5 separate regions of the Homo sapiens genome follow, and regions 2, 3, 4 and 5 are each linked to region 1. Evidence: chromatin loops called from intact Hi-C (ENCODE). Cell type or tissue: endothelial cell of umbilical vein. All regions are shown on one strand. Links, peaks and the distances in the headings refer to the core of each region. The heading gives the core; the rest is flanking DNA.

Region 1 (6,014 bases), core at 462-5,461:
TCAAGAAGAGTCCAGAAAAGAAATACGGGTCAGTGACAAGGTTTCCTCAGTTTATAAAACAAAGAAAATTCATCAGAACTCTCCACATCAGCCCAATACCAAACCAGATTAAAGTGCTGTCTCATGTTCTAATCTTCTGAGGCCTGAAACAAAAAGTGAAGTTGATTGTGTTGATTCGCATGGCTCCCCTGAACTAGTAATCTTTCAACATCAGAGCGGAGCAGGTGACTGACCAACGGACTTGTAGATGGCTTTGGGGATTTGTTTGCGCCCTCATAATTTGAGAACGTGAGTCCTGTGGGAACGGATGTGGCCACTGGGGATATAGCTGGTGGCAAGCTCTGTGAGGATCGGGATGGTTCTTACATTTTTTGTCCAGCTGTAAAATGGGAAGGAGGCTTTTTTCCGACTCATCCCTTAGCGTAAAGTTCCCATTCCCACGCAAATGGCAGCTCTTTCTATACTTATTTGGGAGTGAAATGGAAGAAGGGATGGAATGGAGAGGATCCGTTTCCTTTTTGAACTTGGGAGTTTATAGGTAAGTGGGCAAAAATGAGCCTACGGAAGAGACTAACTTCGGTCCGGATCAGCAGCATTTGCTCTTCTGGGAACCTCAGCTGTGGGCAGCAGAGAGCTGAGGGTGTGTTTGGTAGCTGCGTGTAAAGGGAGGCACTGTGCTTAATGAGGTCTGCAAGCCTCGATCTTTTCATTTGACCCAGGTTTTTCTCCCTTGGATTAACCTCTCTGTGTGTTGTTGGGAAGTACTGTTCATCTGGTTGTAGCTCAGAATTTTGTACCTGGCCCAGAGGAGATTCCTGGGAGTGGAATCTAGGTCCCCACCCAATTCTGATTGTGAGTAATGGATGCCGTTTGGATGGGAACTGTAGAGGATTTATCTTTAACGCCAGAGGGCTGGAGGTCAGAGCTGAAGCAGGTTGATTAAAATCAGTTACTCAGGGGATTTGACTACACAACCCAAAACACAAGCTGGAGGAATCCAGCTTCTTCTCAGAACTGCCCCCAAATACTGAGGAAAGGTAGATTCGAGGTCTGCAATCCTCGCCTTGCTTCTCAACTCAGAGCTGTCATTGTCTCAAACACGCACTTGACACTAAACATACATTTTTCTCTGACATATTTGTATTGTTTTTTAAGCTGTATGACAAATAGTTATGCTGAGTGAGTTCCGGGCACCTAGCAGGCAGGCAGTAAATATTTGCTGTACATCGAAAGAATGCCGTTGGCTTGGCTGTCAGTATGGCTCCGATTCAGAACCATCCCATTGCTGGGTTCTTGAAGCTGGGAGGATTGCACGTTGAAGGGCTGGTCAAGCCCTGCCTGACCAGAAAGGTCTCTGTGAATACTTTGGTCATAGAGACCAGAAAGGTCTCTGTGAATACTGGAACATTCTCAGACATGCCGAGCAAAAGCTACCATCGCAGGCAAGAGGGACGGTGGGGGGAAGTGCAGCTGGGAGTTTTCATAGAGACGTGGTTCCTTTGTTCTGGTAGATTTCAGCCAGAAAGAACAGCAAATTTTTACTGTCTGCAAACCACTAAGGAGCTACTCCCCTCCCCCTTTACCTCCTTCCTTCCCAACCTGGGAATTCATTTGCTGCTTCTCTCTCCTCCTCCTCTGCCCTCGGGCAGTCCTCAGGGACAAAGCTCTTTGTTGTGAACACTCCGAGACAATACGGGATTGCACAGTCCCCAGGGCACAATCGGGGCTGTCCTCCATGGAGAGTGATCGCCCGGGCAGAGACCCCCACCTGTTGATCTCCCCCTTCCCGGGGCGAGTGGCAACCTGCATTGTGCTGGGGACGCACGCGTTTCCACAGCAGGCTCAGCAGATGGTGCTGGTGAGCAAAGCCATTCCCGTCCCTCTCGCGCCCCTCCCCACCGCCAGAGCCTCGCTGGTCTAAAGCAAAAACAGATGTTTTCATCATTTCTGGATCTGGCATGTGACTCGCAGTTCAGCAATGCGCCGACATAACCCAGAGTTGTACGTCCCCATCATCCCCCGCAAAATAAAAATCCTGAACTTAAACGAGCCTTCCTCCTAGGCGAGCCACTGACACATGATCTGTGTAATCCACCCGGCACGTGTTTAATCGGACTCCAACTGCAACTGCCTTTGTAGCCAGCCCCGGCTCTATAATTGGGAAGTTGTCTTTTTTTCAGCGAAGACACGGGACAGCCAGACTAGCTATCTTTACACCAAGGGCTGGGAAGAGGCGCTAGCCTTTTAAAATAGCCCTGGTCTGGCTGGCTGGCGAACCTGTCTGCGTGGGAGCCGGTGAGCGGGGCCAGAGCAAAACAGGAAGGCCGCGGCGGCGCACCCTGTTCCCGGCGCCCTCGGCAGGTGGCAGCATTGGCCCGAGCTGGCCTCTGCCGCTGGCCAGCCCCAAAGCAGGGCCCTTTTACTTTCGGTGGCCTCAAAATTATTAGTTCCAGATGAGTTCTTGCAATTGTAATATTTGGTTTAACCCAATCTGCCCGACTGCGTCAGCGCACGTTCAAATACAGCCGTCTGAAGTCTACCCAGACATCAGAGGCATGTTTCGGGGGTGTCAACATTCCTTACCCTTTGAAAGAATTAAAGCAAAACAAAACAAAACAAAAAAAGGAGGCTGATTTATCCCAAAACGAAAGAAGGGTGAACAGGCGTGGGGCTAGGGTGCCTGAGAGGGAGCGAGCAGTGGACATTCAGGGAAGGCGTAACAATGGAACTTTGTCCAGGAGGCCCGCTAGAGTGGAACTGGATTTATTTGTTGAACTAGAAAGGGACCTCTAGGTTCTTTGAAGGTTAGAGCAAATAAGCAAAACTGGCGTGCATTTGGTTTACCAACAGCAGAGTCCTTCAAGTCACGTAGGCTGCTATTGTCAGACACAAAACGCGTTGTTTCTGGGGCTGGGCCTCTGCTTAACACTTGGCTTGGTGTCCCAGGAAGGGGGCAGTGGAGGAGGGGGCTCCCCATCTTAGCACACAGCTTTTAGGGGCACTCTGAATGTCTGCCAAGGATGTAGACTGGGTTTCCTAAGGACAGCAGCCTAGGCCGCAGAGGACTCGTTTAGAAGACAGGAGCCCTCCTGCAGGCCCTCTGGCGAGTGGACTGGCTGGAGTCGTCAAGTGTCTTGTAAACGGCCCTGCTGTGGTTTTACTGCAACACCGTGGAGCTGGACACGGGGGAGACTAGGGACCCATCCCGGTGGTCTCAGGGTATTACAGATGCATGAGCTGAGGCTAAAAGACTCCCTCTGACCCCCAGGGCAGAGCAGCAAAATGTGCAAAGGGAGCCCAGAAATCCTGCTCCAACCACCAGCCAGGAAAGGGTGTCTCTTCCCTTAGCAGAGATGGAATAACCTGGCCTTGAAAAGACAGCCTCTGTCAAGCAGTCCCCCACACCCCTTCCCCCTGCCTGCACCTCACTTTTAAATCTGTGCTCAAATTCTTCAGTAAGATTCCTGCTAGTCGACTACAGGGAGCCTGACCGTTTCCCTGCAGGTCTCTGGCTCAACATGGTACTGATCAAAAGCTGGCACCAGTCTGGCAGATGCTTTAAGTCCTGCATGTCGGGAGCTAGCGGCTGGTGCTGGCATCAGCCAGCCAGGCAGACAGAGTGGCCATCTTGTTAGATGTGGTTGGGGCCTCGCTCATCACTTACCTGCTGCAGGGGCCACCCCACTGTGTGGAGGAGGCGTAGGAAAGATGGTGGGACCTCCACACATCTGTTCCAATACCTCCAGAGTGTTTAGGGACCCAGACTTCCTGCTATCCTCCTTTCAGTCTGAAAACTACATGTGTCCCTGCAGATTGTTGGGAAAGTGCTGATTGTCTTGGCGGGAGCCTCACCCTGATCCTAGAGGGGACTTGGCCTTGGAGGGAAATAGGCAAATTAGGCATTCAGGTGAGTACAATGGTTCGAGGCCTGTGTGCGTAGAATGGCTAAGGAATTCCAGTATTCCTTTCCATTGCTTCATTTACTTTATTCCCTTCTGAGAATCAGTTTTTGGACATGCTATAATCCAGAAATTCTCAGTCTTGCGTACTTAAGAATTGCCTGGACCCTACCCCCAGAGCTGCTGAAATCACAATGAAAAGGGGTTGGGGATAGGGGTCATGATTTTACTCCCTGCCCAGGTGGTTGTAATGTACAGCTAGAAGCTAAAAAACAAAATTTAAAAATCACTGCATTTCTAACCCAAATTCCCTTGATTTACAGATGAGGTTCCTAAGAGTTAAGCGGCTCAGCCAAGGTCACACAAATTCAAGTCCAAGTATGGAATTTCTGTATAAGACCTCCTTGCTCCTCAGCAATGATTGAGGCTTTTCCTCAATCTTTGAACCCATTAATGACAGAGCCAGTCACTTCTTTTCCCTGTTTAATGAAACCCTCTATCAGCCACAACGTGTGTTGCTGTTGCCTATAAGAAATTCCTCTTACAGTCGGCTCTCTGTATCCATGGGTCCTTCATCCATGGATTCAATTGGCCTCAGATACAAAATATTAAAAAAAAAAAATATATATATATATATATATATATATGTATGTATATATGGATGGCTGTGTCTGTACTGAACATGTAGACTTTGTTTCTTGTCATTATTCTCTAAACAATACAGTATATCAACTATTCACATAGCATTTACATTGTATTAGGTATTATAAGTAATCTAGAGATGATTTAAAGTATGTAGAAGGATGTGTGTAGGTTTTATGCAAATCCTACACCATTTCATCTAAAGAGACTTTAGCATCCATGAATTTTGGTATCTGCGAGGGTCCTGGAACCAATTCCCCACAAATACCGAGAGAGAACAGTACTTACTGGGGAATTTTCAACTTTGTAGCTTTAAATAAAGGCTTATACTGAGACCTTTAGAAATGAAAATCTAACCCCCGCCAACCCTGATTTCCCTTATTTATCACTTATGTTCCCAAAAGGGATTCATACCTGCAGATGGCCATCATGGTGATAACTGCTTTGCAATGATTTGTTTTTAGGGATGAGGCTCCTGGGCCCTAGAAAAGTTTAGTGCCGTGTTTGGGCCAAAGTAGATGGCAGAGGCAAAGTGAACATGGAGGCACCCACTTCCCAGCCCTTGGTGACATCACTGCTTTAATCTCACCTCTCTTCCCCTGGGGCTGCTCAAGGTGCTGTTTTCTTGTTAGTCGTCACCTGCTGGAGGTAACAAACACCCTCAGAAATACGTCTGTCCTCTGTGGGCAAGGAAGCAGTCACTGGCTTAACCCTATGTTTCTGAGAATTGGTTTGACTTGAATATTTTGAGATCTTTGATGCTTGAAGGTTGAGGAAGTTACCATATTACCATAACTCATTGGGAACAAGGGAGAAAAAGAGCCCAGACATTGTGGTCACCAGGTAAAGTGGAAAGGAAGCTGGACAGGGAGTCAGGCAACGGTGTCCTGTGTGACCTTGGACAAGCCATTGTATCACTATGGGCCCAAGTTTTTTCCTCTGGAAAAAAGCCAGGAAGTTGGACATGATCTCTGAGGTCTCTCCCAGCTCTGACATTCCATGGGACAACGAGTTCCTCATCTCTGGGACCTTCCTTTTGTCGGTCAGATGTGAGGCTCTGGATTCTCTTCTCTCTCTAAGTCAATTACTCTTGAGGCATTTCCCCAGTGACCTTAGGACTAACTCATGATTTTTAAACATGGAGGTCAGAACATGAGCAGCCACACAAAAACAACGACTTGGTTCCCTACCCAGTGCCTGGTGACTTCACAAAGGACACTTAATGTAAGTCCCTTCTCTAGAATTCTTTCTTTTCTTAGAGGAACTGCCCAGGGATCTTGCATCATTGGGGCTTGTTTGTCCATCCACCCATTTATTCCATCTTATAAACATTTGTTAAGTACCAACTCTGCTTAAAAAAAAGGATGGGGAAGAATGTTTATTTCTAGGAATGACTCTTCTAGATTAAGAGGCTACAGAGGCATTATAACTAAATACAGTATGTGACCTTGATTGGATCCTAGATCCAAGAAG
Region 2 (6,014 bases), core at 591-5,590, 170 kb after region 1:
TACAGAACTCTCCACCCCAAATCAACAGAATATACTTTTTTTTCAGCACCACACCACACCTATTCCAAAATTGACCACATACTTGGAAGTAAAGCTCTCCTCAGCAAATGTAAAAGAACAGAAATTATAACAAACTATCTCTCAGACCACAGTGCAATCAAACTAGAACTCAGGATTAAGAATCTCACTCAAAGCCGCTCAACTACATGGAAACTGAACAACCTGCTCCTGAATGACTACTGGGTACATAACGAAATGAAGGCAGAAATAAAGATGTTCTTTGAAACCAACGAGAACAAAGACACCACATACCAGAATCTCTGGGACACATTCAAAGCAGTGTGTAGAGGGAAATTTATAGCACTAAATGCCTACAAGAGAAAGCAGGAAAGATCCAAAATTGACACCCTAACATCACAATTAAAAGAACTAGAAAAGCAAGAGCAAACACATTCAAAAGCTAGCAGAAGGCAAGAAATAACTAAAATCAGAGCAGAACTGAAGGAAATAGAGACACAAAAAACCCTTCAAAGAATCAATGAATCCAGGAGCTGGTTTTTTGAAAGGATCAACAAAATTGATAGACCGCTAGCAAGACTAATAAAGAAAAAAAGAGAGAAGAATCAAATAGACACAATAAAAAATGATAAAGGGGATATCACCACCGATCCCACAGAAATACAAACTACCATCAGAGAATACTACAAACACCTCTACGCAAATAAACTAGAAAATCTAGAAGAAATGGATACATTCCTCGACACATACACTCTCCCAAGACTAAACCAGGAAGAAGTTGAATCTCTGAATAGACCAATAACAGGCTCTGAAATTGTGGCAATAATCAATAGTTTACCAACCAAAAAGAGTCCAGGACCAGATGGATTCACAGCCGAATTCTACCAGAGGTACAAGGAGGAACTGGTACCATTCCTTCTGAAAAAAAATCTTAAAACATCAAAGAACTGACAAGAGAAGCTGAAGAGAAACCAGAAATCTTGAAAGGAAAGCTGACCATGGAAGCTTATTTTCTTCCGAGGGTACTCTTGCACTTTTAAACTATTGTTTTGATGTAAGATGAGGATTACAGAGATAAAAATCCAGGGTTCAAACAAGGTGAGAAATCTAATAAAAGACAAAACAAGATGGTTCTCAATTGGTGGTTTTCTTGGGCACCCGACAGAAGAAAATCCAAGTACTCTATGAAGAAAGCCTGAGATCATTCCAATGACTTTTTTTTTTTTTCCCGGAGTAGAAAGGTCATCACAGGCTGGGCGTGGTGGTGCACGCCTGTAATCCCAGCACTTTGGGAGACTGAGGCGGGTGGATCACCTGAGGTCAGGAGTTCAAAATCAGCCTAACTAACATGGTGAAACCCCGTCTCTACTAGATAATAATAATAAGAAAAAATTTAGCCAAGCATAGTGGTGCATGCTTATAATCCTAGCTACTCGGGAGGCTGAGGCAGGAGAATCGTTTGAATCTGGGAGGTGGAGGTTGCAGTGAGTCGAGATCATGCCATTGTACTCCAGCCTGGGCAAGAAGAGTGAAACTCCATCTCAAAAAAAAAAAAAAAAAGTCATCACACTGCCAAAGATAACCAAGCCTATAAGAAAACAAATTGACATGCATAAGAACCAATAAAAGCAAACAAAAAACAAAAAGAAAAAGTCTTGCAGTTATTTCAGATATTGGAATATCAGAGAAAGCCTATAAAATAGACATGTTAAATATGCTCAGAGAAATAGAAGACAAGTTTGAAAATGACTTCAAGTAATAGGATACTATAAAAATGATATCACAAATTTGATGAAAGAGCCAAATAGAGAACCCCTGGAAATAAAAATGCCATAACTAGTGTTATAGCTCTTTTAGAATTTGTCCCCAACCAGATAAATAAAAAGATATCTATACCTAGACGCATCATAGGAAAACTGTACAACACCAGAGACAAAGAGAAAAATCTTAAAAGCAGCCACAGCAAAAAGATATATTATCTTTAAAAGAATAAAAGTTAGTCTGAAGTTGACTTCTCAGTAGCAACAACAGAAGCCAGAAGATAGTGGATTATTCTCAGTTTGATGTAGTAACTGCCAACCAAGAATTCCACACTCAGGGAAAGCATATTTCAAGATAAAAGTAAATAATTCAAGATAAAAGTAAATAAAGTTATTTTTAAATAAACAAAAGCTGAGTTTGTCATCAGCACATTTTCTTCAAAGGAAATTCTAACACGTGTTCTTCATGCAGAAGGAAAATTGCAGATAGATGTTCTAAGGTACAAGAAAAAATTCAGGGGCCAGGCGCGGTGGCTCATGCCTATAATCACAGCACTGGAGAGGTCGAGGCAGGCGGATCACAAGGTCAAGAGATTGAGACCATCCTGACCAACATGGTGAAACCCCATCTCTACCAAAAATACAAAAATTAGCTGGGTGTGGTGGCACGCACCTGTAGTCCCAGCTACTCAGGAGGCTGAGGCAGGAGAATGGCTTGAACCTGGGAGGCGGAGGTTGCAGTAAGCCATCACACCACTGCACTCTAGCCTGGCAACACAGCGAGACTTCGTCTCAAAAAAAAAAAAAAAGGAAAAACATCAGGAAAGTAGTAAATATGTGGTAAATGTAACTTAAATTGGAATAATACTAACTTCTGGAGATTTTTCAAAAATCACAGAATTAAAAAACAGGACAACATTAGCATATTCATTGCAAAGTGTCTGGAGCAGCCTCTTATGGACCTGAGGTGATTATCTTGAGAAGAAAATTGTGATGGACACAAGGAAGCAAAAGGGTGATCTCTTGAATGAAGAGCTGGCTGATTGAAAGCAAAAGGCTGAAGTGTCCTTAAGAAGAACAACAAAGCCAGCTTCTCTGCATCAGGGCAAAGAACGTGGAGGAATAAGATGCTTGGGCCAGTGGGACCAGAAATATGAAAACAGGAGAGGATGGGATGAGGACACTCAGAACATTAATATTTCCCCACAAATTACTCATCTCCTGTGGAGGGACTCCATGACGTTAGGGTTACTTCCTGTCTTGTTTTTTTTTTGACTGCCTGTGATCCACACTGAGCTGAGCTGCGCTGTGGAAAAGGCACAGCAGACAGACTGATGCAAGAGGGCTAAAAGAAGATGACATGTCAGCAGCATAAACATCAGTTTCAGAATCTGACTGGCTGCTAGTGTGAAAATGTCAGAAGTGAGCTCTGCCCCAAGATGTTGAGGAGGTGTGATGTTAATGCTGATGACACAGATGGAGTCAGCATGAAGCTTTGGCAGCAGCATCTCCAATACAGCTCCAGCCTTCTGTGGGCTTCTGACTGCTTGAGTCATTGTTACAGAGATGGCTGAACATTTCACCCCTCATCTTGTGGTTTTTGGTTATGGATCCAACTGTTCAAGGAGCTGGTGTGAACTGATTCCTAAAGCTAGAATTAGACCAACTCTGCTGTGGGTGTGATGGGTCGTGGTGGGGAAAGCACTCAAATCTAACTTAGAATTCTCTGATTACTTCACCATCTCCTTCAGTAAGTACACTGTCAACTCCTTCAGGGAAGAATGGTATTCTTTATCTTCATATCACCTGGCACATGTAAGTGTCCAATAATAGGTTTTTTTTTTTCTTAAGTGACTAAACCCCTATTAGGTTGCAATAGTCGAAATTCAGATTTGATTTTGTACAGTATCACTGGCATCTCTATTTTCTCTTTCTCCTATTCAACACCTTTTGGGGAGGACATTTGGTATTATCAAAATTTGGGGGGAAAGTTTGATGTCTTTTTCTTTCCAAGTAGTCACTGGCCAGAGTCATAAAATTGTTTTGTACTAGGATTGTGTTAGTCTTTTTTACATCATCAAGGTAAGGAGTGGGTCTGCTCATCAGTTTTAACCTAAGAACAAGGCCAGGCAGTCCAACTTTGTCAACATTAATGGGTATTCAATCATTATAGTCAAAGAATTTTCCATCGGAGGAATTTGAAAACTATGATTTATCAGCCAAAAATCTACCTACTGGTATTGGAGAGAATGAAAATAATGACTGGGCTGATGTCATTTTGTATTCTTTTCCTCCATTCTTAAGGGTTGGAAGCAAGTCTGAAAAATATTTTCATGGGCAGAACGAGTTAATAATTGATTATTAAAAGGGTCTCCTCTCTCCTCTCTCCCCTCTCCTCCCATGACCAACTCTGGAAATGAGTTTATTTTCTTCTTAATCTCAAATGATTTGGTCACCAGTAATAGTACTATGCTATTGTTTCTCAGGCATACCAAGGACTAGTACCCTTAGTTAGGGTAGTCAGCAATTTAACAACGTCCTTGGTTTTGAAGAAAGTCTCCAGCCTTGGATAGATAAAGCAGATGGATTTTATTATGACATTTTCACCTTTAATTGTATGTTGGTTACAAAGTGAATTTGGGTAGAGATAATAAAGATCTAGGAGAGAAGATATTGCAGTAGAAAGTGAAATCCCAGAAGCAAAGGTGCCAAGAAGAAGAGAAAGTGCCAGGCCTTGGAGCTTTCAATGAGAAAATGCTCCATGTTACTAAGTCAGGTAAATACCAAGGAACTGTCCTCTACACATTTTGTGATGGTTAAGAAAATGCCTTTGGGAGGCCGAGGCGGGCGGATCATGAGGTCAGGAGATCAGACCATCCTGGCTAACACAGTGAAACCCCGTCTCCACTAAAAATAGAAAAAATTAGGCGGGGCATGGTGGCTCACGCCTGTAATCACAGCACTTTGGGAGGCCAAGGCGGGTGGATCACGAGGTCAGGAGATCGAGACCACGGTGAAACCCCGTCTCTACTAAAAATACAAAAAAAAAAATAGGGGCATGGTGGCGGGTGCCTGTAGTCCCAGCTACTCGGGAGGCTGAGGCAGGAGAATGGCGTAAACCCGGGAGACGGAGCTTGCAGTGAGCCGAGATCGCGCCACTGCACTCCAGCCTGGGCAACAGAGCAAGACTTCGTCTTAAAAAAAAAAAAAAAAAAAATCAGCAGAGCATCTGTAGTCCCAGCTACTCCGGAAGCTGAGGCAGAAGAATGGTGTGAACCCAGGAGGCGGAGCTTGCAGTGAGCTGAGATCTCGCCACTGCAGTCAGCCTGGGCAATAAAACGAGACTCCGTCTAAGCCAAAAAAAAAAAAAAAAAAAGAAAAGAAAAAAGAAATTGCAACTTTTCATCCATGAAACCAACTCTTAGTCAAATAGTCAATTTCATGGGTTTACATCTAAACCCATGAAATGGGTTTTAGATGTAAAACACAATAACTTTATTTTAAAGCAGAGGATTCGCAGGACAGAGATTTTGAATGGCTTGCCCACTATTTAGTGCCCAAATTATGATCAGAACCTAGTTTTCCAGTCTATTACTTAATTCACAGTACCTGCTGATTTTCTACTTCACAAAGACAGTGTGGAACACTTTATAGATTAAAACAAAAATATTGAAAAGCAGTGTGTTAATTATCCTTTCAAAAGGCTGGAAGACGTATAATAGATAGGTAGTAGAGTGGTTAAACTTGAGCTTTGATAGGCTGGGTTCATGCTACTTCCTAGCTATATAACCTCAGGTAAGTTCTAAAATCTCTTTAAGCTTTTTTTTCTTTTCTGTGAAATGGTGATAATGAGTGTATCTATCTCAGGGTTATGAGATTTAAGTGAGACAATGCATGGAAAATGCCAAGCACAGAGCCTGGCATGTATCATCTCATTCAACATGCTGGCCATTATTTTGCGTGCATGCACAATATGATGACTTAGGACACCTTGGTTGCTCTATGCAATTGTTGAACTGCGTGCAGAACAGTCTTTTCTCCTTTTAATTTTCTGGCCTGTAATTGCTCCACACTGGCTTCAGCACTTGTTGGGTGTCCTTTCTTAACAAATTAGTGATGATTGGACAACCAATAGAAAAGGTGAGTGATGGCTTAAGATATTTAATTATAAAATAAAGACTTGGTACCTTAGAATTGAAGTGATCCTTGGAGGTTATGTAGCTCAATAGTCCTCGA
Region 3 (6,014 bases), core at 373-5,372, 310 kb after region 1:
CTTCTGCTTTGACTTTACTAGGACCCTGAACAACCTGGAGGAGAATGAGTTATGCTTTAATGGCAGTGGCCATGACATTCAGCTTTCTTGTTCTTTTCCCAACAATAGCAAAGAGCAATGTCCGGCTGCTGCCTGCCTGGGCAGATTGCACTACAGGAAGACAGCTCAGATGTGGGGAACAGAGGGAGTGAGTGAATGCCACTTCCTTTGTGCCTTTAACGCTGCCAGTTGGAGAGACATTTTCAGAAATTACTGTGTTTTCCCCCCCATCCCTTAACTGAATTCCTTCAAGCCCCCTTTTAACCTTCTTCTCCTTCTACCCAGGATCTCTGGACGGCCTTAGGATTCAATTTGTCCCTGTATCTGGGTAACTTCAAAAGTTCAGCCCACATTTCCCTCCTATTTCCAGGCTTCTATGTCTGAGACTTAATGGACATCTTCATCTGAAGGTCCTGTACCTGCTTCAAATAGAACATGCCCAAAATGACAGCACTTATTGTTCTGCTCAAGCCTGCTTTTCTTCCTTTGTGCCCTTTTCTAGATAACTGAGTGCTACCTCTTCCCTTACGCTGGGCTATCTTCCTCTTAATGACCACCCTCCAGTTCAGCAACTCTCACTTTTTTGCCTGTCTCTTCTGACCACAAACTCTTTGGAAACAGTTGTATTAACCGTCTCCACGGCCTTCAATAATGGAGCCCAGAAAGTGCGAGACAGTACATGTTTGTATAAAAATTACTGAATAAAGTGAGTATTATCATAACTCATATGTAATCAAGCCTGGCTCACTCTGGTCAGTGTGAGCAGAGTGGAGAAGCCCGGGAAGGGTCTGGACATGGGTCTAGACCAACTAATCGCAGAAAATGGGGATCAAAAGAAGGTGCAGTCCAGCAGCTAGGACACAAAATGTGGAGAGTGTGGTGACAACAGGCCTCATTTCAGGCAAGTAGAGGGTGCCAGGGTGAGGTCTTATGTGACAGTGCAGTAGATAGAGTCTAGGGAGGAAACATTTAAGACCCAAGCACAGACAGTACCAGGAATATACCCTGGAAAGCAGCAAGGGCTGGGCAGGGCCCGTGGGAGCCCATAGAAAGGACTGGAAAAAGCAAGGTCAAGGGAGTGAGTTATTTTCTAAGCCAGGAGGTAAGCACATAGTTCTCAGGTATCCTGATGGAGGCTGAAGGGGAGCACTCCTCCCAATGTGGATGTCCAGTGTGCACTTGCTCAGACCTGGGACCCAAGGGCTGGCTGGGCTGTCCATAGGGAAACTTGTGGCTGAGGGCCAGGATATGGTACTGGGTCTGCTAAGGTTCCTCCTACACTGGTCAGCCTTATCCTAGAGCCAAAAAGCGATTAGACACTGAGTGGGCAGTAAGGACCCTGGCTGTAAGAAGAGATGCTGTTGCACATTAGATGGGCCTAACACATTTTAAAAGTCTATATTGGTCCTATTTAAAGCATTAGTCAGGCCAGGCATGGTGGCTCATGCCTGTAATCCCAGCACTTTGGGAGGCCGAGGTGGGTGGATCACTTGAGGTCAGGAGTTCAAGATCAGCCTGGCCAACATGGCAAAACCCTGTCTACACTAAAAATACAAAAATTAGCTGGGTGTGGTGGCGGGTGCCTGTAATCCCAGCTACTCGGAAGGCTGAGGCAGGAGGATTGCTTGAACCTGGGAGGTGGAGGTTGCAGTGAGCTGAGATTTCAGCACTGCATTCCAGCCTGGGTGACAGAGTAAGACTCCGTCTCAAAAAAAAAAAAAAAAAAAAGGAAAGCATTAGTCAGCTTTATTAACATCTAAGTATGAAAACATCTTCTAGAAACTAGGTGAAGGGTATATAGAGACTCTCTGCACTATCTTTGCAACTTTTCTATAAGTCTAAAATTATTCCAAAATAAAATCCTGATTTAAAAATATTTATTAAAAATAATCCTTTATTTGTGATCTAACTTCTAACTGGATTTAGAATATTGAATTTAAGTACGTGGGAGCCTTCCATTGAAAAAAAACTAATGGGTGATACCTAATTCCTTACTGGTATCAGATGATGCCAACCTGGCTAGGTGTGGTATAGATCACAGAGAGACATTTACTCAGTAGATAATTTCCATAGCCACAGAGGCTGTCCTGGAGTCCTTTCCATGAGCACATTCAGGAAAAGGCAGTGCTTCTTACTCTAGTTCTTACACTCTGACCCTAGTACCAAGGTGAGATGAGAGATGAAGACGTACTCTAGAAAAGAAGGAAAGTGTGAGGAGAATGGGAGCCTGTGGCATTACAGTCCCATGAAATTGAAGTCAACACTTCCTTTGCTGCTTCCTCTACTTTCAAATGCATCAGCCCCTGCCTGTCCTTAGATGACCTTGTTTCTTGGAGCTGCCGGTTGACAAGTAAGGTTGCCAACGGAAGCCAGTTGCTCTCTTCTGATGCTGGAACTTACAACCTGTCATCTTTTGTTGTCTGCAGAGCAGAGAACATAGCCAAGCCGGCAGGGACAGTCTGTTGTATGAGTCTGGATCTCATTGCAATGATGCAATTTATTTACACATACCAAGGATGAGCCATAAATCCTTACCACTGCTACTCTGTCTCAGTCTCCCAGTGGTCAGGAAAAATTATGACAGGGGTGGAGAGGAGATGGAAGGGCCCTAAGACGGTGATAATTTTTCCCTAGGTCTAAACCTGGTACGGAGATGTGGATGCAATGGTCATAATGCAGGCATATTTATTAACCTGCATATCCAATAGCATTCTTAATATGGCACCCTGACTTGTATGAGAACCAAAGCTCCCAAATATATTTGCAAGTAAGTGGAGGGGAGTCAATTGATTGAGAAGATTTCAGACAACCTTAGAGAGAGATGGAGGGAAGTGCAGCGAGTTCACTAACTAGAGAGAGAAAGCATGAAAGAGAAGACTCAACAAAATCGAGTACAAATTAAAAATCCCTCGAGTGTTATTTAATCAGTGCTGGAGTGAATAGTGGACAAACAATCAGTGAGCTCAGCAAGAAAACCTGAATTATTTCTAACCAGGCCAACCTGCATCTGGAAGGGAAACTATGCAGCTGCCGAGAATCTTAGTGTACATTTGTTTAGGCAGTCCTAAATTATTTCCTTCTTATCTTCTCCTTCTGGGGGCTTCCCTTTGATTGGGCAATGTCCGGAAGTTCCAGGCTGGGAGGCTTCTCAGGTAGAATCAGCTGAAGAGAGGGGCTGGAAACCCGCCAGGGCCGGAAGATGCATCATCATTCAGGGCAGCCCTGGGGGAGTTGCTGACTCAAGAGGAAGGTCTTATTGACAGAGAACAGGCATTCAATGGATCTAGGGTACCAAGTCATTAGAGAGGGACCAATGAAAACAAGATTCTCTGAAGACAGAGGACAGAGTATCAGGACAGAAGTGAGGGCTCAAAGAAAATACCTAATTCCCAGAGAAAATGTGGAATTGTAAGAAGTTTCCTAGCTCAAGAGAAGTGACCAAGATCAAGTTCAAACATCCCTGTGCGCACCTTGTATGACCCTGGGTAAAACCGCTGGGCCAATTTCCTCAAATATAAAAGGAAAACCTGCCCTAACAATCTTACAGGGGTATCATGAGAACCAATTGCAATGACACATATATAAAAATTGTGATTGCAATATGGACCAGATAAGACACCTTTGACCTTGAACAGGACTGATTTTATCTATTTCCCCCACCTTCCCCCATCCTCGCCTCATCAGTTGTGAGACTAAGTGCATTTTTTATTGTATTTTTATTAGTTATATGCAAATATCTTATTTCCTCTTTTTAATTTGCTTACACTACAGACAGGCAGTATTTTTGATGACTAGACTGTTAGCATATTGTATTTACAATGAAATCCCTATTGATAATGTTTCCATTGATTTCTTTCCCCACATCCATCGTGATTGCTTTAAAATACCTACAGATTGGCCAAAACTCTCTGCTTGACAGCTCTCCTCACCCATAAGTCATTTCTTTCAGTATTTGGAAACAGTCAATGAGGGATTTTCTATATATCTACGTATCTTTTGTGTTTACATATACATACACAGTACCTGCCTCCATGGAATACAAAGCCTTCTGGAAATATTGCACAATTAATTCTCTTGGCTGAACTTTAAACCAGGAAACACAAATGGACATTTCCCCCATTTAATGGAGTAAAACAGAGGCCCAGCCACTCATAGAATGAATATTATAATTGATTACAGTCTATTGCTCTCAAAACCCAAGCCTCTTACACATAGTGTTTCTCACTGACTTCAGATGGCTCCCTCTACTCTTCATTTGACTCTTATGGAAAGCCACAACCTCGGTTTGGCCTAAAAGAACAGTTTACATTGGGTTGGGGGGATTGAGAGAGATAACACAAGGGCCTAACTTTACTACATGTCTACCCAGAATGCCTCTGACTAGGACCTTCCCAGCTGGCTTGTTTTCCTGGTAAATCAAAGCTATGCTGGCCATTCTCAGACTCTATCTTCACCTCATCCTGAAATAGCTGTGACTCCACCAGTTGCTGCAGAAGGAATTAAGTATTTGGCTATTCTGTCATATACCTTCAAGGCATAACACATGAATCTTAAGGTGCTAGGTCAGAAGAATAGATTTTAAGAGCTCAAGGGAAGAGAAGTGTGCCTGCAACCTGCTTTCAGCCCAAGAGTCAGAGGTAGATGATTGGATGTCATTAAAAGAGAATTCCTAAGCCTGGGGACATAATTAACAGAACTGTGGCCACCTGCTGTCAGGTGCCAGCATTGGGGGTAATTAGTAAATCGGGTACCTGAGAACCACAGGGCTAAGATGGAAAAGAAACAGAAAAAGAGCATTCAAAGAAGCAGACTAAAATCCCAGAAAAGATCTTGGGAGTTTAGAATAGCAGTCTGGAAAAAAAAATCAATTGGTTCCTTTATGAGTGGCTGATGAAACAACAACCCTGGCCTGGTGAAATATCACTGGACCTACGTGCCCAGGGTCGGAGGCTGACCTAATCAACGTCCAAAGCCAGCGTCATTGTGCTACAGGGTCTATCCTTAGCATCCTGCAAATAATGAAAAGGGGAGCAATCGATATGGGACATGACGAAAGCCCAGGAAAGCCAAAAGGAGTTGGCAGGTCACGGGAGGAGAGAGGCAAGAGAAACAAAAAAGCCCTGGAGATGTCAGCCTCAGATTTCTCAAGCAACACAAAGGATGTTGGATTTCAATGCACACTGCTTGGCTCTGTTCACAGTATAAAAGAGAACAAGGTGGTCAGTGTTAAAGGAGAGAGGAAAAAATGGCTGACGACAGTCTTGGAGCTGAATTAAAAAACATCAAATTAAAGGCGTGTGTATTGAACTGAGGAGCTGAGTGGGGGTGCTCGCCCCATAACTCTACAATTACCAGGGCCGGTACCTAGGCTCCCAGGCAGCATATCAACCAATGAGAGGGGTCAGGGAGCCCAAGAATGCTCTAAACCACTTCTTCCCACAGAGTCTTTCCCATTTGAACGTTAAGTCCTTTTACTTACTGCTTTGATTTTCATGAGCATGCAAACGTTCCTGAGGAGACATAACCTTCATGTGAGTTTCAGTACTTTTCCCCAGAGCATGTTTGACAGTAGAAGTTACTACGAGAGATTTAGGTCCCCATGTTTCGCCTTTAACCTTTTTTTTTTTTTTTTTTGAGATGGAGTCTCTCTGTGTCCCCCAGGCTGGAGTGCAGTGGTGCAATCTTGGCTCACTGCAACCTCTGCCTCCTGGGTTCAAGCGATTCTCCTGCTTCAGCCTCTCAAATTGCTGGGATTACAGTCACACTCCACCATACCTGTCTAATTTTTCTGTATTTTTTATAGAGACAAGCTTTCACCATGTTGGCCACGCTGGTCTCACACTCCTGACCTCAAGTGATCCACCTGCCTTGGCCTCCAAAAGTGCTGGGATTACAGGCATGAGCCACCATGCCTGGCCCAACTTTAACCTTTTTAAAGACACTGGTCAGCTTCCCAATGTTGCTGGCCTGCTCAT
Region 4 (6,014 bases), core at 281-5,280, 270 kb after region 1:
AACTCTGATCAACCAACACTGACTTTTGGTACAGAATCCCAGTGGAAATCACCCAAGGGAAAGCAGACGACTAGTGTGCCTTATGGGGAAGCATTTTCTATATTTAGTGACCAAACTTTCATTGCCTTTGGAGAATGAAATCCGTGCTTCTTTTTTAGAGTGGTTGTTTTGAGTGGTAGTCAACATGGGGGAGAGATGGTGTTACTTTCTAAATGGAGTAAAAGATGAGCAAGATAAGCAACTTCCACCACATAGCAGCAGGTATGAAGACAACTGGTGCCTGTCTCCAGCATTCAACTAAACAGTCTCTTGCCAAGAACCTCACCTTTGGCCTGTGTAGAGCCGTTTTCACTGGGTCAGAGCAGAGGTCAGTACATCGACCCAATCACCCCATAGCATCTTGGCCAACCAAGGGGTGCTAATTAGATCCAATTGTGATGAAGGTAGAGGGAAGTTTCCCTCACTGCACTGACCACCCCCCCGCCCCCGCCCGAGTGATTTCCTTGTCTTAGAGGCCACGGGGGTGGGGTAGGGGGCTATTCTTCACCTCATCTGTCCATGGCTAGCTGGGTATGTAGCAGCTGATTCCGTTCTTAGCCTCAAATTCTCAAGGCCTCCAGATCTAAGGGATTGACACTGACTTCATGCCTCCTCCAAATATAGGAAAGTTCCCAATTTGTAATTCAGAATGTAGATGTTTGGGGATGGAAGAAGAAAACCAAAATATAAGTACCAGCTATTGGTCCAATGTCCGCTATGCTTTGGAAGTCATACTGATATTGGTAAGGTGTGGCAAATGTCAGCACCACTGCCCACCACCCACCTGCCCTTTCTCTTATGGATACAATGCATTAATTCATAAGAGGCATTTCAGACAAACGCCGGAAAGTAATTTATCAGGGTTCTTCCAGGGCTTCCAGCTATAATTGTTTTAAATCCAACAAATTTGCTATAGGCAAAGGCCCCCAAACTACCCTAAGACATATTCCTAAATTTCCAGAGCTTAAAAATCAATGTGCTTAAAAAAATAAAAACAGAAAATGCCAGCTGCCTTTGCAAACAAGGACACTGGGAAACAAATATAATTGTGTTTTTTCCTTCTACATCCGTCCGGGAACTTCGACTGCTACTATGCTACATCAGGTATGCAATGAAAGACAAACAACGAGGACTCCAAACAGAAGAGGGGAGCTTCAGTAACTGTAGTTTTTATGTTAGGGAGAGACTGAGAGAGAAAGGAGCATTGTATCTCGGATTAACAGAACTGCAGGATTTCATTAATGACAGCCCAGCTTTTTAGCAAAAGGAAGATAGTTAGGGCAGTAAAAGAGAACATGACTAGAATGTGCTCTGCTAATTGGAAATGTATATTATCTTCAGACGATGTGAGTGTGGAGGAGAGGGGGATGGGGAGGATGAGAAGAGACACATACTGAGAGGCCTGCAGGAGAAAACTGGACCCAGGACGCCCCAGATTTGGCCACACCAGCAGGGCAGTTAAAGGGTCCTTTCTTGCTGGTAGGAACGTCTAGTGCCAGGACCCCACCCTCCCCCACTCCCTTTTAATTCAATGGCTACGTAGGGGCTTCTTTGATGGAGGCTTTGAAGTCGGTGGCTTTGAGATTACTCTTCCTCTGTGACCTTGACCACCAGCCATGAGGTTAGGGGGGAAGGGGAGGGGAGGAGGAAGGCGCTGGAGTTGGAAAAAGGAAAGGAAAGAGAGGGGAGGGGAAGGAAGGCCGCCCTAAGACATTTCTGCAGCATTCCACGACTTTTCTGATCACTCTGCAAAGTTGAAATATGATTGCAGCCTTTGCACCGGGAAGGAAAGAAACCATTTAAATGAAAAATTAGCTGCCTTAGCAGGTCAAGCACATAGTTACATTAATGTCGTGTAGAACAATAAATCAACTTCGATCTCCAATTGAAAAAATGCTAATTTAGCTCAGCGATTCACTGATTGTACTTTCCTCTGATAGAAATCTTTTCTTTTATTTAATGCGAAGCCGTGATTTGACAGCCTCCTCTAATGGTGCTTGCAGACTCTCAGCATTTCAGTGGAATTCTGATCATGGTTTTAATATTCCGTGCAGCTCTGCCCCCTCTGATTTCACGCTCACACATTAACGAGAGCTGACACTGGAGATTAGACGCAGACAGCTGGAATGCCAGGTCTTTGTTGCAGCATGGACAGGAGCCAACGTCGTTCAACCACAGCCAAGAGGGACCTGGGAAAGTCTTCTTAAGAAGGAGGGGAAGGCGGGGTGGGGGGCTTGAGGGAGGGTGGGAGCGGGGGATGGGAGCAAAAAGAAAGGCAAGGTAGTTTCTGAAGGGCATATGAAAATAGATGTTTTCAGAAAGCCCTTTCGTCTCTGAAATTCACATTGGAATCAATTCTGGTTTATTTAGAGGAAGTGGTTCATTACAGGGAAATCCCAAATTGGTTGCAGTATTTTTCTGTAAACTCTGAAAATACAAGTGTGATGCACGAAAATGGAAATGGCTCCTGCTTCAGCTGCTCACTAGTTCGTCTGAGAAACAATGGTGATTACGAGCTGGAGGAAGAGTGCTTACATAAGGAAATGTGTTCTCCCCTTTGCCTTAAAAAAAATCACTTAGTTCCAGGTGAATAGATGGGGAAATAAAACGAGATTTATGAGCCAGGGCTGCCTGTGCGACTAGCGACTACCTCGGCAAGAAAGGAAGTCGCGTAGCCTAACTGCCTTGATCCTCATAAATTGTTTCCTGATACCAGAAATCAAATAAAGATCCATAGTTTCATCTAAACCATAAAGCCACTTGGGCTCAGCTAGTGCCGATATTGCAAAGGGGAAGGAAGGGTGCTGCCTGAGACACTGGCTCAACTTTGTCCGAAAGAAGATGACAGATGACCAAAGTTGCGGAGGCGGCGCATTAATACTATGTCAAAAAAAATTGTTTCTGCTCCTGGGGGAAACCAATTGAGTAGAAATAACAAATGTCCTTCTTGCTAACTGTATCATTAATAATAATCGTACTTTGCATTTTTATGGGATACCAGGATTCTAGAGCGCTTTATAAATATTCATAGGGGAAGGCTGGGGAAGGGAGGTGAATGTACCCATTCCTGATGCCTGGCTGGAGTGACTAAGACTCAGGGCCCTGCAGGGGCTTAACTGGAGTGAAACAGCAAATCACAAAGCCCCATGCTGCAGCTGGCTTGGAGACATCCAGGTTTGGTCTCTGATGCCCACTGCTCTCTCCTATGAACAGGAACGTGGCTGTAGTTTAGGAATTAGATGAGCTGAACCCTCTTGTATCACTTTTGCTTGTTGTTCTTATTTGCCTTGGTGGGACCACTGTCACTGATATAAGTTTATTCATTCTACTAGCATATAATATATATAGTAATATATTCATTCTACTACCATATAATATATATAATATATATATAATATATATATTATATATATACGTATATATATAATATATATATAAATCCGGCAGTCACATCACAGTGCAGAGCCTACCACAGGCATAAATCAGAGTAATTATAAGCAAGTCAGATACATTTGCATATGAATCTTAGTTCCTCTCTTACTGGCTTTGGGACCTTAGCAAAGTTCTTTACTTTTTTCTAAACCTCAGTTTTTTTGTCTGTAAAATGGGTTTAAAACGAAATAATCCTTAACACTGTCTGACCCATCATGGGCACTCAGTAAATGCCAAAAACAACCATTGTTGTTGTTGCTGTTTTCATATAATTGTTGGGAGGGTTCAGTGAGAATACACACACGCAAACATTGCTGGATAGAGTTGGTTCATAGTAAACAGTTAATAAGTGCTTGTTATTGTTATGTAACACATGAATGAGAATGTCTAATTCCAAAGCAGCACTATTGCCTGCAAAGCAGTCCTCTCAGTAGATTTTTGCTGATTCCCAAGATACTGAGAAATTGCTCAAAGCATTTTTGGAACTCTTCTGGAAAGTTATGCATGGACACTGTTGGTACTTTCTTAAATATCTTGAAATGTGGTACATCTTCATCCTTAGAGGGTGGATTTGTTGAAAGCTATTAAAAGTCGCCCTGAAGCTATGGCCAATGAATATGGTGGGCAATCAAGTTGGGGAACATTGCTTTGGAAATACATGTGCCTATAAGGAAATTAGATTGGTTTGTGTGGTATATAAACTGAATCTGATCACAATTCCAAAAAAGGCTTATTGAGCAAACATAGCCATTTCAGAATATACACTTTGCCTCCCAAGGAGAGTACTTAGAAGGGGTCATAGATTCTGATACATTTGTCGGGGTGGGGAGATGAAGTTTATTGTTTCATGGCCACTGCTTGTAATAGCCTTCCCTGAATAGCTTACAGTCCCAGCTAGAATAAAAAGACATGCCCCTGAGTGCTTCCGATTATGTGCAATCTGAGGTCCACTTCCCTTGACTTTGCCCTTTTGGCTTATGGGCAGCTTTAGTGCAGAGTCAGTTTGCTCATTTTTTCAGGATTGTGCAAACTGACCCTGCATTTACTGGGTTTCTGAAGTTACTAAGGATTAAAACTGACTAAGTCATGATCTCTGCCCTCACAGGCCTCACAGTCTAATAGGGAAGGCAAACAAATAGTTGCAATACAGAGAGGTAAGTGCTATAGGAGAGGGACACATCAGGAGTAGGGCAGATCCCAGAGGCCCTATATGTATATTATGCTCGAGCGTGTGGACTTTTTCTTAGAGTTGGATAGGAAGCCATTGGCCTTTACAGCTGGGATCAAACATACTCTAATTTGGCTTGCCCTTCTGTTCTACCTGTCCCTATTCCTAGCTTCCACGTCTTGACCACAAATCGTATACACCCTGCATTAGCCCTGAGGACAGCTGAAGTGGAAATTGTTTTGTTTTGTTTTGTTTTTAATTTGAATCTCACTCCCTTATTAAGGAGCTCTCTGGCAGTGAAAGAGCAAGAAGAGACTTTTCCCAAATCTTCTCCAGAAAGATTTAAGAGGTGTGATTTATTATAATTTCAATTATAAAAGGTTTGGGTTTGGCTTAAAGAGTTTTCACTTACAATGTCTGAGTCTGTTCCAAGGGCTGTAAACCATGGCGGGTTTCCAGTGGCCCCAGGTAGCATCCCCATAGTCACATTACTTACAATTGGTAATGAATGGCTTTGACCAGAGGGGAGTGTAGATGAGCTGAATGGAATGCTTAAGAGCCTAAAGGCATGGGAGACTGCTTCTGGTGGTTAGATAGAATTGATCATATCAGTGGCAATATGACACATATAGAATATGTTGGAAGACAGGAAGCCTGGAGTGGTTTTACTCATTCCTGAATGCTACGCCTCTGTGACATGGAGGTAGGAGTGCCATTCCTGCCAACGCACTGTCATTGAAATAGATTCATTTGTTCATAAGCATGCAGAGAAAATGTGTCCTGACTTTGTACATTCACTCTGGGTAGAGCACCTAGAAACATCTAAGATGTTGGAGATTATGATTGTCTACTTGGATTTGAAATGCCTAGTGGCTTCAGAGTGCTTTAACCATTCTGAATGGTCATGATAATAGCATGTCTTAGAACAGGGGTCCCCAACGTTTTTGGCACCAGGGACCTGTTTTGTGGAAGACAATTTTTCCATGGACAGCGAGGGGTTTGGGGATGGTTTTGGGATGAAAACGATGAAACTGTTCCACCTCAGATCACCACGCATTAGTTAGATTCTCACGAGGAGCACGCGACCTGGATCCCTCACATGTGCAGTTCACAATAGGGTTCACATTCCTATGAGAATCTAATGCTGCTGCTGATCTCAGAAGAGGCTGAGTTCAGGCAGTAATGCTAAGTTGCTGGCCTGCTGCTCACCTCCTGCTGTGCGGCCCAGTTCCTAACAGACCACCTACCAGTACCAGCCCACAGCCTGGGGGTTGGGGACCCCTGTCTTAGAAGAGTGATTCTCAACTTCAGTATTGTACCACACGCAGGTTTCAGGCATGTTACAAGCATAATATTGGTGGATGATTTGTTAAAG
Region 5 (6,014 bases), core at 345-5,344, 500 kb after region 1:
ATTTATTTTATTTTAAAATGTTCATTTCCTTTCTAAAATAAAAGACTTTTAAATAAGCTCTGAGCTGCTTCTTTTCCTTCCGTCTCTCTGACAAAGGCATGGGGCTAGAGGTATTTGAGGATGGCCACTTTGAACCCTGTTAAATATTGCTGGAATGTGGGGGATGTAGGTGCTCCTATTATAATGGAGCAGAATAAGCCCAACGTCCCAGAGTAATGAGAATGAATTGTTATCATCACGCTTACTAGAACGATACAATATTTGTTAGCGATAGACTAAGATCTATCAAAGTGGTACACTGAGACATTCAAATAGCACCACTTTCATAAATTTGCATGGCGCTCTTGACCTCCACAGAAAGGAGCTCAATGCTGCGTTTCAGCTGGGGGCAGCTCTCCCTTTCCTTGGCAAATATAGAACAGAGAGAAGTTTTTCATTTCAAATGGTTTGTAGTGTTAACCTCCAAACAATCCAAAGTTTCCATTTTAGAAAATAAAAGAGCAACCAGAAGATACCCAGGCTGCAGGAAAAAAACGAGAAGAAAATCAAATACTGACCTAGTAAAGGGATGGTTTGTTTGGGAGTAGATATTTTTCTTAAAGTATTAATTGAATACGTCCTTTAAGAATCTTCTTTGTGTTGAGGAGGAAAATGAGGGGTTTTTTTCAGAAGAAATTTTGGCTTGCTTCATTAAGCAAGAATCCGTGGGCTCTCTTAGTAATATTAACAAGTTGGAAAATATGGGTTAATGCTGATAAGCAGTGACAAAGGCCGAGTAATGTAACTTATAAAGCAAATATATAATTTATGTTATTAAACATTTTTAGGTGGCATAAAGCCCTTCAATGACACTAAAAGGAAACTGCCTGTATCATGAAAGCTAAGATCAAATCCTACTCACTGAATATATGCATGGGAATAGTTTCATAAAGTGCCATATAGTATTGCCAATCTATGACTAAAGTAAAAAAAAAAATCAATATTGTTATTATGTAATTTATATAAGCTCTATCTTCCAGGAATTCAGAACACATGGTAGGCTTTTTAGAGCCAATCCTGTAATACTTATATTTTTTCATTCAAATGCCCAAGATAGCGACAGAGTTAAGGGGCAGTGCCTGCTAGTTTCAAATGCTTATGATTGCTCAGAGCCTGCTGGTGCTGTGAAGTTTGGCAAAACAGAATTTAGTTGTAGCTCTATGGCTTAATTTTCAAATCCAAAAAACCAAGTGCTGTTCAGTAATAAATTTCTAAAAATTTTCCAAACTCCATAGAGTTGAATGTCATGCCTGCTCTACTCCTTGGCTAGGAAAATTATAAAACTGGTTTCTTTTTTAAAAAATTAAGTTTAAAATGTAGTTATTCTTCATAATTAAATCATTCAAGCATGCCCTAAAAATTTGCAATACTTGAGGAAGCGAAAGGTTTGGGAAAATTACAGAAAAACACCATTACCTGAAAAAGGTAACTTCTTATGTAAAATTTTAAACCTGCTTCCATCTTGTTAGGCTAATATCTTCAAATCATCCACGCGCGTCTGGAAAATAAGACATTTACAATATTTTAAAATGGGTTAAGAATTTTTACTTGTTTTTCAGTTGTTTTTTTTTTTTTTTTTTTTTGCCACCCAACTCTTTTGTAAAGTTGAAAGTAACACTAGAACAAGAGTAAAAAGAAAAACAAAAACTGAAATAAAACTATTTCTAGAAAAACATCGGGAACCATTATGTTTACTTCATTTCCAGAACTACGCATAATAAATAGGTTCTGCAAATAAGTAATTTCACAAATCTTTCCTGGAATTCCCCTGGCTACGCTTGGACCTTGAGAACAATTTTACCAGAAAAATGATCAAATAGGAATGTGAAGTCTCGGAATACTCCCATACTTTTGTACAAATGTTTTATACCAAACCACTCACTTGCTAAGCATGATGAAGAGATAGGCTATCTATGGTTAAGAATAGTTTAAGGAATAATCAATGAATTGGGCAGTGATTACCTGGCATGATGCAGCGCCATTGAGACATCATTTTAACTTTTTTACTGTCAAATGATTCAGGAGTCATTATTTCTCTCGGCTGATAGGGCTGTTAAAAAGAAGCAAGTATCCGATTGTGGTGGACTCATGAGTCTATGCCTCTCCACCACAGCAGGATTCCTGGCTTCCATTCCAGTGTCCTTTCATTGGCCATGTTTTGGACGCGGGGTTCGCCTTCCCTTCATTGTCCCTTTACTAATGGAAGGCGAACTCACAGTGCAGCTGCTTGCAAAAAGGAAAATTTATTTGAGTTTTGCCTGGCTGTGGACTTGAACACTGAATCCATGGTGACATCAGCAGAACGACACCAACGGAAAGATTTCCTGCCCTCTACCCCCCTTCCTTTTTAAAAATGTACGTCTTGTACAAAATCTCAGTGGATCTCCTTTGTCCCAAACAGATGGGACAGTTTGACCAGATAATATTTTTTATCTGGGAAGGACAGGAGGAAGGAAGGAAGGAAGGAAGGATGGAAGGAAGGAGAAAAAAAGAGAAAAGAGAGCGGCACAGAGAGAGAAAAGAAAAAAGAGAGAAAAAGAAAAAGAGCCAGAGACAGAGAAAGGAAAGAAAGAGCAAGATAGAGAATAAAGAAAAAATAAAGAGAAGGAAAAAAAGGAAAGAATAAGGAAAGGAAGGAAGGAAGGAAAGAGAAAGAAAGAAGGAGAAAGAAAAAGTAGGAAGAAAGGAAAGAAAAGAAAGAGAAACAGAAAGAAAGAAAGAAAGAAAGAAAGAAAGAAAGAAAGAAAGAAAGAAAGAAAGAGAAAGAAAGAAAGAAAGCTTGTTCAAATCTAACCTTTGTCGTTCACTCTGACAGTGGGTGTCCCCTGAAGCAGGGGAGACACTAGTGTTTGGTCTCCTACAGCTTTTCAGTTTTTCTGATCGTTTCTCTCATCCTTTGCAGTCACTGGTTTTTGCCAAAAGATCCAATCACCTCAACAAAAGAGGCACATCCAGCAATTGCTACTCCAAGAGTAATTCATTGGTGCCAATTGTCGTGCCACGTTTTATCCACCTGGGACATTGCCACAAGGATATCAGACCACAGAGTGGGAGCAGCGCTCAAGGATATGACGCAGAGGCTTTTGGCATCAAAACCAGTTAGCTTAGGTAGAACTCATTCCTTTTTACAAGGAAAAACTGGCCAGAAGGCAGTAGGGAGCGAGGAGAATGGCAAAGCAATGCCATGGCTTTCATGTTTCTTTCGAGCAAATGGAACACTGAAGATTGATGGATATTTATAATCTTCATCTCACCACACCCTGCCCACACTAAACAATATTTTATGAAAATGATAAATGCAAGTGTGTGTAGATCAAGCAAAGAGAAAAGATGGAAAATGGTATAATAGAAGATAGATCGGATGAAAACAAAAGACACTCTTAGACTATTTGAATAGTGAGCTTACTTTTCTGTAATTAAAAAAATCTTAAACCCACTTAATATTCACTTAAAACAGGCATATAACAGAAATCAACTATTTGAGAGTGAGAAATTGATGGCAAATTCACTTTTGACACACTAGATGAAACAAAAGAGAGACTTTGCCAGTACCAAGTTGTATCGTGTGCGCTGGCTAAGGTATACTACTTTCACTTTTGAAAGGAATAAGTTTGCTCAGGATGACAATTTTTCTTCCTTTTTAAAATGCAAACAATGATGCCAGCCTACAACTTCCTTTCTAGCTATTTTGCTAATAAAGCAGGGGAGGAGAATTGAAATTTGAAAAAATAACAAGACCTTGATTCTGACATAGAAACATCAGACACGTACTTTTAAAAATCAGATGACTGTCATCTCTTTAATAGAAGTGAACTATATGCTATATAAATGCTTCCTAGACACCAGCCAACTTTAACACTTTCTGTTCAAAGCTATGTTTTGCTCTTGAGAAAGTATCTCACAATTAGATGAGAAAGTGGGTGGATAGGATGGCTTGGGAAGATTTGAAGATTGAATCCTGCAAGAAAAGAGATACATAATATGTAAAGAGTGAGTATTTCTTGAGGGTTTTGACCGCATGACAATGGAGTCTTGTTCTGGGAAAGTTATAGAGGAGCCTGGAACGTCCAAAATGATACTTATAAAAAAAAAAAAAGCAACCTTCAAACCCAAGAAAAGATGTTCAGCTGAAACAGAAAGACCTTTTTTCTTACTCCAGGGTGCAGATCCACTCAGAGGAAAAGTCACACACCCCTGTCTCTCTGCATTTCACCCAGCAGGTCAGCGTTTCTCCACCTAGGGCTCTCCATGTCTATTGATTTCCACATGTCTCTCTTTGTTTGGAACAACAACCAACCAACTAGAAGACGATTTTATATACTCTTCACCAAATTGAAGTTGGGAAAGAAAAAAAGTATTAGACTATTTTCCTTACTTCTCGCTCTCAACTTGTCCCAAATATTGATCTGGTTATTTTGCTTTCTAGCCCTCCATCAACCTCCTAACTCTTTCTCTCTCTCTCTCTGTCTCTCTCTCTCTCTCTCTCTCTCACACACACACACACACACACACACACACATACATACATACACACACACACACAACTGCTGCTTGATCCAATCTGGTGCCTGCTTAACAACAAGAGAATGACAAGCAACATCTGTTTGTAAAAGAGCCAAAGTCAAACCTTAACGTTTTTTTGGCTAGGTTTCTTTTTTCCTTTTTCCCCAGACTCTAAAATGGGAGGGGGCAGAAAGAGAAATATGAAGATTTATATTCAGCATCGGCTCCAATGAGGCAGCATCTATACTCCCCTAGAGCTATTTCAAGGTAAAAACAATTTTAGGTAAAACCACTGCAGAATTTATGGTCGTCTCCCCTGCAGCAAGCCCAGCCACATAAAATCCAACATATCAAATCCCTAAAAGTCAGGATTTTTTCCTAATAGCTTTATATTCATCTTCTAATTAGAATTACAGGGTCTTTGTGTTGGGGGAGGGGTGGTAGAGATAGAAAGGGAGGAGGGTAAGACAGAAAAAGAAAAATAGAGAGGAAAGGAGCGCCGTTGTTCCTCCCAGATTTTATAACCCAGGCGTGTAACAGGCATATTTACACTTGTGCCACGCACAGGATCGTGCACTTGAAGCAGCAAGGCTGTGGCAGAAATCTGCACAGCTGTAGCCATCAGAAACAGGCTCGCTCATTCCCCCACGGAGAGGTGGTTTTCTGGAAAGCTACCAACAGACCACAAAGTCACAATGCAAAGGATCAGAGCTCCCTCAATGGGAGGGGCCGGGGGTGGAAGGGAGGAGAAGGAGCTGGTAAAAAAGAGAAAGCCTCACTCACCAAATGAAACAATTTTGCCCCCAAAGAAGGGAAATAGGGGACTGTCAGAAACTCAACTCCCATTTCACTCAGGGTTTGGAATAAACCCACACACATTAAGGGAAAAATAAATGCAGACAAGTTGCTAAGGAGACTTGTGTAAACTCCAAGCGCAGACATATTTCTTGGCCTTTCCCCCTACGCTCCATCTTGTATTCTGATCACGCTGCTCTGCGGCAACGTTGCACCAACCTTCTGCATTAATCTTGGCCCTAACCGTGCATTCTGGCAAAGCACACGGGTTGTAGATATCATCATCTTTCAAACTTAACAAGTTAAAAGGGTGTGTGTGTTTGTGTGCATGTGTGTGTGTGTGTGTGTGTGATTAGTTGGGGGGAAAAGTAGAGAAATCTTAATTTGGATTTTAAAAACATAGGTGTTGAACAAAGAATATTTACAGTGCATATTTTGGGAGCAATGGGGAAAGGATAGGTAAAACATCTAGCACTGGAAATTTCCTTTAGTCTGTAGATTCCTTCATTTCTCCATACCCCTATACTTTTTCCCCCTCCCACATCTTTGGTTAAAATCCTGTGCCCCTGGCAGATGCAAGCAGAGCCTGCATCACTGCAGATGACAGTGTAGGGGCCTAGGCTTCTGCAGAAAACAGTGCATTCGACAAAGTTGAATCCTGCTCCCCTACTCAGGGT

What was found. Hi-C counts contacts between places; a loop is a spot of excess contacts. Peaks named below come from ENCODE experiments on the same cell type or tissue, not always from the same donor. Only the 100,000 strongest peaks of a DNase experiment are listed, where the experiment ranks them.
Region 2: a loop joins it to region 1, with 2.5 times the contacts of the local background. A loop is called at or near these places in 6 of 110 quality-filtered maps.
Region 3: it touches region 1 in a loop (5-fold over the local background); 6 of 110 quality-filtered maps call a loop at or near these places.
Region 4: it touches region 1 in a loop (2.4-fold over the local background); 10 of 110 quality-filtered maps call a loop at or near these places.
Region 5: it touches region 1 in a loop (11-fold over the local background); 4 of 110 quality-filtered maps call a loop at or near these places.

Annotation. Positions count from the first base shown.
Region 1 is chr11:121,653,804-121,659,817 of GRCh38, forward strand. No RefSeq gene overlaps it. Among named protein-coding and RNA genes, the nearest start is that of SORL1-AS1, 200 kb to the left of the region's middle. RefSeq lists an enhancer at 2,034-2,243. In endothelial cell of umbilical vein, for the core only: CTCF peaks have their summits at 1,831 (motif pointing right) and 2,379; DNase peaks (open chromatin) are centred at 1,948 and 2,348; H3K4me3 peaks cover 799 bases; H3K27ac peaks cover 552 bases; H3K27me3 peaks cover 342 bases.
Region 2 is chr11:121,826,241-121,832,254 of GRCh38, forward strand. No RefSeq gene overlaps it. Among named protein-coding and RNA genes, the nearest start is that of MIR125B1, 270 kb to the right of the region's middle. In endothelial cell of umbilical vein, for the core only: no CTCF peak of the experiment used is centred there; a DNase peak (open chromatin) is centred at 3,131; H3K27ac peaks cover 1,983 bases.
Region 3 is chr11:121,962,312-121,968,325 of GRCh38, forward strand. No RefSeq gene overlaps it. Among named protein-coding and RNA genes, the nearest start is that of MIR125B1, 130 kb to the right of the region's middle. In endothelial cell of umbilical vein, for the core only: no CTCF peak of the experiment used is centred there; no DNase peak of the experiment used is centred there.
Region 4 is chr11:121,927,638-121,933,651 of GRCh38, forward strand. No RefSeq gene overlaps it. Among named protein-coding and RNA genes, the nearest start is that of MIR125B1, 170 kb to the right of the region's middle. RefSeq lists enhancers at 1,426-2,826, 1,682-2,182. In endothelial cell of umbilical vein, for the core only: no CTCF peak of the experiment used is centred there; DNase peaks (open chromatin) are centred at 2,164 and 2,584; H3K4me3 peaks cover 652 bases; H3K27me3 peaks cover 179 bases.
Region 5 is chr11:122,154,096-122,160,109 of GRCh38, forward strand. MIR100HG (mir-100-let-7a-2-mir-125b-1 cluster host gene) reads right to left here. Exons shown (of 5, transcript NR_137179.1): 4 at 1,456-1,537. Among named protein-coding and RNA genes, the nearest start is that of MIR100, 4.8 kb to the left of the region's middle. In endothelial cell of umbilical vein, for the core only: no CTCF peak of the experiment used is centred there; DNase peaks (open chromatin) are centred at 3,106, 3,816 and 3,926; H3K4me3 peaks cover 1,142 bases; H3K27ac peaks cover 3,217 bases.